2 separate regions of the Homo sapiens genome follow, and region 2 is linked to region 1. A link is a loop called in an ENCODE intact Hi-C map of the cell type or tissue named here. Cell type or tissue: ascending aorta. All regions are shown on one strand.

The links. Hi-C counts contacts between places; a loop is a spot of excess contacts. Peaks named below come from ENCODE experiments on the same cell type or tissue, not always from the same donor. Only the 100,000 strongest peaks of a DNase experiment are listed, where the experiment ranks them.
Region 2: it touches region 1 in a loop (6-fold over the local background); 9 of 110 quality-filtered maps call a loop at or near these places.

What each region holds. Positions count from the first base shown.
Region 1 is chr18:32,347,357-32,352,356 of GRCh38, forward strand. All of the region lies in intron 2 of GAREM1 (GRB2 associated regulator of MAPK1 subtype 1), which reads right to left. Among named protein-coding and RNA genes, the nearest start is that of GAREM1, 120 kb to the right of the region's middle. In ascending aorta, no CTCF peak of the experiment used is centred here; a DNase peak (open chromatin) is centred at 2,605; H3K4me3 peaks cover 678 bases; H3K27ac peaks cover 5,000 bases.
Region 2 is chr18:32,285,161-32,290,160 of GRCh38, forward strand. It overlaps GAREM1 (GRB2 associated regulator of MAPK1 subtype 1), which reads right to left. Exons shown (of 6, transcript NM_001242409.2): 4 at 1,871-3,043. Among named protein-coding and RNA genes, the nearest start is that of MEP1B, 98 kb to the left of the region's middle. In ascending aorta, a CTCF peak has its summit at 4,526 (motif pointing right); DNase peaks (open chromatin) are centred at 2,261 and 4,582; H3K4me3 peaks cover 2,596 bases; H3K27ac peaks cover 2,935 bases.

The DNA.
Region 1 (5,000 bases):
AATAAAAACAAAAGAAAACTAAGTGCACCTCTAGTCTATGGAAAGCACTGCTCTGCAGCAAAGGAAATAAATCTCATGTCCTGGTTGAGGGAGGACCCTCTAATACTCTAGTTGGCTGCTTGGGAACAAAGGAAGAAACTGGAGTTCATATTGGAAAATAAGGAGAGAAAAGAAATCTTAAATAGCACTAAATTTAGAAAAACAGTCTTTTCAAAGGCGAACTGAGGGAACTTTCCTAAAGCAAACTGGGTCAATTAGGAAATATTTCTTGGAGAAATGCCTTAAGATGCACACAACAACTTAAACTCAAAACTACAGAAAGACTAAAGCAATGTCAATTAACAAAACATTTACTTATTTTATACAATGCATAAAAGTGGGACAAATAGTATATCAGAGTTTATAAGACAGTTCTTATCCATATAGAGACAATGGTAATATCAAAAACAGTACAACTGTGGCTTAGTAGACCATCTTGTATATCCTTTCATGCCAGGTAACCATTTCACTCGTGTGTCAGGTCCTTTTCTCGCTGGAAATTCACTCTTGAAATTCTAGAGAATGTGATGAAGAGTTCAAAAATGGGAATGAAACACTGGTTGAGGCCTCCTTGCTAATTTGAAAACTACTTTTGGAATCTGCAATTATTTCTTAAAATAGAGATTTAAAAATCTCTGTATTCAAACTAGATTTTAATTTGCCTAGTTTAAACTTGTTTTGAAACTTCTATAAAAAGCCGCAAGGGAATGCTCTAAAAATTATCAAAAGGATACATTTGCCATAGAGCAATGCTAGGAGGATTAAACATAAAATTCACAATGATTTGAGTTTATGAATTGGAATTCAGCAAGTCATTACGCCACTCAATGAGAACAAAGGACAGAGGACCAGGGTTTTGCCTATGATTAACAATACTTAGTGTTTTGGCTGGCACCCATCTCAAGTTCTATTATTTTGAGTGAATCAAAACTTGGTGATTAAAAGAAAACTGTAGCTCACATTATTATTATAAGAGAAATGAAAAGTAGGCAATATTCAACATCAGCCTAGAAAGTCAAACAAAGCCCACTTTAAAATTAAGTCAAGGCTGGGCGTGGTGGCTCACACCTGTAATCCCAGCACTTTGGGAGGCTGAAGTGGGCAGATCACTTGAGGCCAGGAGTTCGAGACCAGCCTGGCCAACATGGTGAAACGCCATCTCTACTAAAAATACGAAAATTAGCTGGGCGTGGTGGTGCGTGCTTGTAATTCCAGCTACTGAGGAGGCTGAGGCAGGAGAATCGTTTGAACCTGGGAGGCAGACGTTTCAGTGAGCAAGATCGTGCCACTGCACTCCAGCCTGAGTGACTGAGTGAATGAGACTCCATCTCTAAATAAATAAATAAATCAAGAAAATTCCCCCTTTCTTTCCTTGTAAAGATGTAATTTGCCAACTCAAGTTGAGAGGATATTAAAAAATCAAATATGTTTATAATATAAATAATTATGTACTGATATTTTGTTTCTTAGGTTAATTAGGTCATCAATGTGCAACTACTATAATAAATCCATATAAACACATCCATATTTGTTGGGCATTTACAAAGAATTCTGAGGACTAATATATTTCACAGAATTTATCTTATTTAGTCCAATTTTCTGAACATGTAGTTAAAACTATCCAGAATCATTCAGTTATCCAAGACTTACCTGTAAAATTATAGTCAGACTATATGATTTTCAAGGATCATTTCAGAAATAAAATTCTGCACAGTATTGAATTACATGGGATAACTAGATCAAATGCAGCAGATATAAAATAGAACAGGTTTTATTTTAAACCTTTGTTCTACAAAAATCCATAAAATTGGGCTTCAACACATTTTAAATGTTAGAAGGACTGAACTCTTCATGGCCCTCTGAACTTCTGTATAAATGAGATGTCCATTAAATTTACCAGGACAAGGTATACACAAAGTTCAACTACTCCCTTCAATCATAGCCATCTCTCTAAATAAGTTTCAAAAACCGTCTGGATTTTCTAATATTTATGGCTTACAGGCTCAAATCATTTATTAAATAATTAGATACAATGATGTATATCATAGTGGTTTCCAATCAGCTAGCCAAGAATCAAGAAATAATACAAGGTATCAGAATTCATCTGATAAGTTCCATCTCCTACACAGAGGTATTACTTCCCCCAAAATAGGTAGATGTCATTGTTATTTGTGAAAAGGAAATTTAAAAAATCAATGAAACATCATAAATTATAAATATAGATATAAAATAAATACTTGCTAAATGAGAGAATACTATTAATAAAATTCCAATTTGTTAAACTAGCAAATCTGACTGGTTTCACCAACTGATAAACTTTTGGTCATTCTGTATTTAATCGACAAATACAAAATGTATCGTGTGGGCTTGTAAACTGTCAAGCTGTTAAAAATGGATCCCTGATTCTGAAAAGGTAGCACATGAAGGGCAAGTACTGAAAACAAGGCATGCTTTTTAAATCCAATCCTGAAACTTCAGTGAGCTCTAAAAGGACATTTGCTCGAGTCCAGGGAATGTGGAACACAGCATGAGAAATGTGAACATTCTTGGTAAACTGACATCATCATGACAACTCTGGCAGGGCTCCAAGTGTCTGAAGCAGAACGAAGTCTTGTTTATGAAGTGGGAGAAAGAAACTTGGGCTTTCTGATTTACACCTTGGCAGGAAGCAGAAATGGTTAAAAGAAAAGGAACACTTTTTATATACAGTAACTGGCAATTTTCAGTGAAGAAATGGGAAGAAGAGAAAAGAAAGCTATTTGAAAAGTTGAAAACTGCCCCCCTTTTTTTCCAGAATGAGTCATTCAGAGGCTCTCTCCTCTCTAAATATATATACACATGGAGACATGTTTTTAAAAGTCTATTTATGAAAGTAATATAACCACTTTATAGTTTGGAAAATAAGAAATAAATCACCTCTAACAGTTCAACCTTAATACAACTACTATTACAATGCACTGATTAGATTTTTTGTTGGTTTCTTAAAATTATTTAATGTATCCAACTGAAGGATTTTTGGCTAATATTAGTATACTCTTGCCTCAATTTCTTTAAAAATAGAGTCAGGGTCTCTCAACACATTAAATAGAGATCCAAAGGCATTTAAGTTAGGTAGAAGGAAGGATAAACATTTCTACTCAAACTTATGATATTTCTGACTATATATGTGATCTGATATTGCTTCAGACTAAAAACAAGACCCCTTCTCTCTAGGATATTTGAAAACAGCATTTCAATGCAATTTTAAAAACAGCTGTACATGCCAAGTAAACTCTTGAAGGTTACGAATCACTTTAAAATTCTTAAAGTGTGTCCATTATTTAGCAAACAATAAATTGTTTTCATTTCTACTGTAGAAACAAACAACCAAGTGATGGCCTTCTGGTTTCAAAGTATACATGAAACCCAACTGGTCAAGCTTTTACATTTCTGGTCCACCATTAAGTTTTATGGCATATCAGGAATGTAAAGCATGATGTTTAAACAAAATTTCAATTTATTAGACAAATTCCTACTTTTGATAAATACAGTATGTTTTTAAATGGTATGCCCATTTTTAATTAGGAAGAGTACAAATACTGGCAAAATGTTATGTAGAAAAAGTTGACTTGAATTTTTCTAGGAACTTACTATTTCTTAGTCCTTTGGTTGAACTTCTGGTCCTTCTGATTCCTCAATTTCTAATTTTGTATGGTGTACTGGTGTATTTCCTAACATCAACTCTAAAAAGTCTAAAGTAGCCAATGATGCTATTTTGATGGAATTAGGAAGTAATTTTCATTCAATTGCGTTAAAACTAGAAATGAACACCCAGGCACCAGATGAAACACATCTGAGTGCCTTAGTCACATATCCTTTTAAATCATAATTATATGTTCACTTTCTTGGCTCTCCAATGGTTTTAAAAGGTTATCTTTAGATTTATTACTCATTAATCTGACTCAAATTTATCAGCAGAGAAGGCCTATGTAAAACTATTGATGCAAGCAGGAGAAAAATAATTACAGTTCTTGGCCCTAACTTAATTCAGATATAAACAATATATTAATAAAGGTTCAGACATTTTCCATGAAAAGCTTTAAAGTGCACATTCAAGGGCCTGTGTGAACTGAATGGGTTTCACACAGTTCAGCTAAGTTCCTGAGGACACACTTCATGTAGTTAAGTTTAACCAAGAGAAGTATGTGGATAATTACTTCTAGGATGATGCTACACACACAGTGTCCTGATAACCTGGTTAATAAATATTCTAAAAAATATACAGAAAAATGGAAAAGTAAATATCTCTCAAGCAATACCCTCTCTCTTTTTTTTTTTTTTACTTACACAGACAGAACACATCACTAAAACAATTATGTGAAAAGCCATCTTTTACACAGCATGACTTGATACCAAGGTTTAGGCCTGACCGGCTACCCTACTTTCAAATTCTCAGCATATTCTTTGAAAAGAATTATTAGTTTCCATGCCATAGAGAAATGCCTGTGTAAAGTAATTTTTTCTTCAGCATAGGTACACAACTGTTGATAGATATAAGGAATTACATGAATCTGAAAGACATTTTTGGTACAAATGTCCCAATTTAAATGAAAGAATAATAAAAATTAAAATGATTACAAAGTACTTTTAGAGCCAAAAATTCTCAGTGTTAAAACAAACCAAACATCCTTTCTTTCTCTTCACCTCCAAACCCAAACAAAGGCATTCTGAGCCACTACAGGATACACCATTATCAGAAAACAGGCAGCCACCCATTTACAAACATATGGTATTCCAAAAGTTCATTTATTAGTCAGTTCTGCAAAATTTTAATATTTTCCCAGGGAAACAAGAATAAAATTTGAGGTTAAGTTGTCAGATCAGCCCACAAAACTGGATTTAAAACACAGTACTAAGACAAGGCCAGGAGTAACTCAGAACACTGGGGAAAATGCATCCCGTGGCCAGCGACACCTGGGGCG
Region 2 (5,000 bases), 62 kb before region 1:
TATTTAGTGAATACAGGGATCTCTGGGCTTGTGCCTGATGGTCCCCAGAGGATCCTGTAAGGATCAAGGGCAAGTCCAGACCTGTAGCTGCTGGGGAGCTCTCAAGCCCTGCAACAGAGGGCCAGAGGTGGGTCCTCTCTCAGGAAAGCTCTGCAGCAATGAGGGCTCTTTATGGACAGCTAAGCGTGGAGCCTGGCACAAACTGCTGCCTGACACCCAGGGCTGTCCATGCCCTGGCACCAGCCTTTCAGCCACCACTGCCCTTCCTGCACCCTATCCAGCCCTATTCAACTGCCCCACAGAACTTCTTGTTTTCCCTCTTACATGCTTAAAGCTGCCCCAGCTTCCAGCTCGTTGCTCATGCTGCTCTGTCCGGAATGTCCTTCTTTCTCATCTCTCTACTCTTCCAATTCAGGTACATTTTCTAAACTCATTTAAAATGTCATAATCTCCATGGAGGCTCCTCTCATTCATCCCGCGACTAGAAGTTTCTCTGTCTCTTCTGAATTCTCCACACATTATCTCTCTCTTGTTTTCCTATTGTTTATCACCTTTTAACTTGTATTAACAGTCATTGCTTTTCATCTGTTACCTTCCCTGTAAAACTGAGACGTACGAGGGGATAGAGTCCAGGTTTTCTTGATGATTGTATTTCTAGCATCTAGCCTAGTAATTCCATAGTTTTTAAAAACCCGGTTCTGCATAGCCCCAGGGTTCCAGAAAGGTGTCCTAAGATCACCCGGTAGGGGCAAAGAGTGGGCAGGGACCCAAGGAAGACCCCTTCCCCACAATCTGTGCTTTGGTCAGGTAGGTTTTGATTTGAACTCTTCTATATATTGGGATTCATGTAATTCTTTTAAAAAGGATTCTTCTAGAGATAGAAAAAAGAAAGCCACTGTAATAGATACTGTCAAATAAATTAATAGAATTACACTTAATACCTCTAGCCCTTTCTCCCTCAGGGATAATGAAATTCAGTGATCAAAAATGAGTAGCAAAGGTTCAGAGTGGCTGCCAATTGAAGAACATGGTCAAAATAGAGGGCCCTTTCTCTTGTTCTAAACAGAACTGTACCAAAATTTTAGTTTTACATTAGAATCAAGCTCTGAATGAGTTATGTTTAAGGTGTTAAATAGAACTACCCTGGCACCTGGTTCTGGAGTGTGTGTGTGTGTGTGTGTGTGTGTGTGTGTGTGTGTATAATACATTAGCACATCCGCTATGCTTTGATCTCAGTGTAACTTCAGGGATATAGGAAAGAGTTATAAGTGAGGCTACTGCCTCTTGATTTTCCTCTGCTTCCCCTCCCACCACCAAATAAATTTACTCCTCCTTCAGTCTTCCCCATCACAGTAAATGACACTAATATCCATTCTGTTGCCCAGGCTAAAAATCTAGGAGTTTTCTTTGATTGCTCTCTTTTCTTCATGCCTGACATCCAACTCACAAGTAAATATTGTTGGGTTTACCTATGAAACAGTCTGAAGCAGCCGTCTCTCTCTGCCAGCCACTACCAGCTGCCACGGTTTAGGGCCTTACCACCTCGCACCTACCTTAATGCAGTCGCCTCTTCTCTGCTTCCCACCTTCTACTCTCTCCTCCCTATTATCCATTCTCCGGGCAGCAGCAAAAGTCATGTTTAAAACTCTCCTGTTAAAAACTCTCCAAGAGGTTCTCATCAGACATAGAGTAAAACTCTAATTCCTAAATGGTCAAAATAATCAAGCTAGCATGTGTATCTCACTCCAAACTAAACAAATTTGCTCACTCTGCAATCTTCAGTTGGGGAGTTTTAAGAAAATAAATTAGTGGATGACTGAGCAGAGAGACAGAAAGACTGGCACCGCATTCAAAAACAGAAATGACTTACGGCTTCAGATTTGGGAGGCACTGGAGGTGGAGGTAGGGCAGTATCTGAAGACTTCACTGCTGCTCCCAGAGTCCCAGGGATGGGAAGAGGAGAAGTCGCACATTTGGATCGGACAGAACCTCTAAACTGATCACATCTGTTCTTCTCGCTCAGAGAGCGAGTGAGAGGCTGATGGCTGGGCTTGCCTTCCTCCAGCCACAGCTCTTCGTAGGGAAGTTCTGACTTTCCCGGGATGCCTGCTGATTCTTCACTAGCTTCTGGGAAAAGGTAGTCGCTCCCACTATCTCCAGAGTCCTGATAGGGCAGGATGTCATGAGGAAAGGGAGCCCAATCTCCCCCCAGGTCCCTGCAACCATGAAGGTTCACCTCACTGTTGCCATGGAGATTGTTGCCATACACACAGACCGAGAGTCGGTGGAAGGACTGGGTGAGCTCATCGCGGGCGTAGCTGAGCGAATTGGGCACGTGGTTGTGGCCAGAGCACCGACCCTTCTTGGGGCTCTTGCATTCTTCATTCCAGTCGGTTTTCACATCACGGACAGCCCGTGAATACTCATCGATGTCGAACTGTTCTTGGCAGATACCTAGCCAGTGATGGACCAGGGTTTCGGGCCAGCTCTCTCCCTTCACCAGGTGTTCTGGGAGGCTGAACTTGGGGACAGTCAAGTGCAAAGGAAAGTGCATGGGGAGGATCTTGTTGTTCCGCAGCACACAGCAAACCACCACCGTCTTGGTCTGGATGTTCACAAACTTATAGCGGTGCCCCTCACGGATGAAGTGGAGGTCGTATGGGTTTCTCGGTGGAGGGCTTGGCACAGTCACATTCACAGGAAGCCTGGTTTTCTCCACAATGTTGCGGATGGTGTGTTCGCCCTCTTGCATCTGAAGTTCCAGGGGACTTCGGGTGCTAAATCTGCCCTTGCACTGGAATGGAAGGCTAATGCTTTCGTTGGTCCGGTGATTCATACAAATGAGGCACGGCATTTTGCCTTTTCCCAGCTTGCTGATGGAATTGAGCTTCCCAATCTTTTTGAAGATTGTGTTGAGTCGTGACTTTTCCTTGAATGTCTTTGCATAAAGGATTTCTGCCTGCCCCATTAGAGTGAGTTCATCCCCAGTACACAGGGTGATGTTGTAAACTTCAGTGTCTTCATTGCATTCACCTGAAGCAACCTACAATATAATAAATCACATTTTACGTTCATTTCCTTTGATCTATTCACGCAAAGAACTTCCTATTAAGACACACACAAATACACACACAGAGGAAAATGCTGCGCTTTTCTTTAATACTAAATTTAGACACCTCATTTCTTTTATTATACTTACGTGATTAACAATAACTACTATTTGTTCAAGATGATATTAGTTTAGAATCTTATAAACATCTCTTTTCTCTATATATGCAGAGTAATCTATCATATGGATACTAACAGGGATATTGTCATTTTTTCTTTTGCAGTTATAAATGTTTTCATGAATGCTGATGTAGAAAATTCCTTGTTTTTTATTATTTAAATTTTAATTTTTTACTTTTTAAAATTTTATTAAATTTTTAAAATTTGAAATTGAGAAAAAGAACTTAAAAATGTGGTATTTCTCAATTTTTTAAAAAATTATACATCCATTATTTAATTGGAAGAAATATTAAAAATACAAATATAAAAATGAAGAACTTCTATACTATCTTATCACTAAAGATAATCTGTCAAATATAAATAGAAAAAAGAAACAGAATTGATCCATCTATCTCAGAGATACAAATAGATACATATATACACAATTCTGTTACCTGAGTTTCTAACTGTATCCATTTCCCCCGGGCATATCCTTCATCAATAGTAATACTAACCTAATGTATTCCATTTTGTATGAATGTGCATTATTTGACTAGTTCCTTACTGTAAAATAAAAATATAGATGGATTTTTCCAATGTCTAGCAATTATAAATAGTACTGCAATGAACTTTTTTACAGCTCAATTATTTCCTTAGGATAAAGTACTAGAAAAACTGCAGGGACAAAAGCTACGCATATATTTGTTTTTTTGTTTTGTTTTGTTTTGTTTTTGAAGACAGGATCTTGCTGCCCAGGCTGGAGTGCAGCAGCATGATCACAGCTCACTGCAGCCTTGACCTCCCAAGCTTAAGGAATCCTCCCACCTAACCCTCCCAAGTATCTGAGACTACAGGTGTGAGCCACCACACCTGGCTAATATGCATATATTTGAAAGGTCTAATATGCACTGCCCACTGTGTTTTCATCAATGTTATACTTATTTATACTTTTATCACTTTATGAAATTATGTCTCCCTACACTCACACTGAAGTTTATTTCATGCTTACCAGCATGAGAGGTAAAGCATGCATGCTGAATATATTTTAAATATATTTATTGGTATATTCATTTTTCAGTATTTATCTAATTATTTAGATCTCTTACTGATTACTTTTTGTGTAAATGAAAATGTCATTTGTGCTATGTATTCTTCCATTTGTTGTTTGAATTGCAATTTTATAGCTTAACTATTAAAGTTGTTTTTTTTAAAATGTAGTCAATATTTTCAAAATTTTCCTTTGTGATTTCATTCTTGGGTGCTATGCTTCTAGCTGAGATGATATAGATTCATGATTCTGAACCAGGGGTGACTATACCCACTAGGGGGCAATGTTTGGAGACAGCTTTGATTGCCATGACTGGGGAAGCTGCTGTTTGCATCTAGTGGGTAGAGGCCAGGGAAGCTGCTCAATATGCTATAATGCCCAGGACAGCTCCCCACAGCAAAGAATTAGCCAGTGCAAAAATATCAGTGGTGCTGAGGTTGAGAAACGCTGGTATAATTACCAGTGTTTTCTTTTAATACTTTGCTATGTATCTCTATTTTTTGAATCCTAACCACTAGCCCAACAGGGAATGTAACTGTATTTACTCTGGTGGCTTATTTAAGGTAGGTTTTTTTTTGTGTGTGTGTGTAAGTTAACTGAGTGTTGAGTGCACTTCCTAAAGAGTCATCCCTTTCATCACTAATTTGCAGTGTCACTTTTACTGTATACTAATATTATATACTTTTATATCATAAATTAAAAATATATAAAGTATTATATACTAAGTTCATAAAATACATTCAAA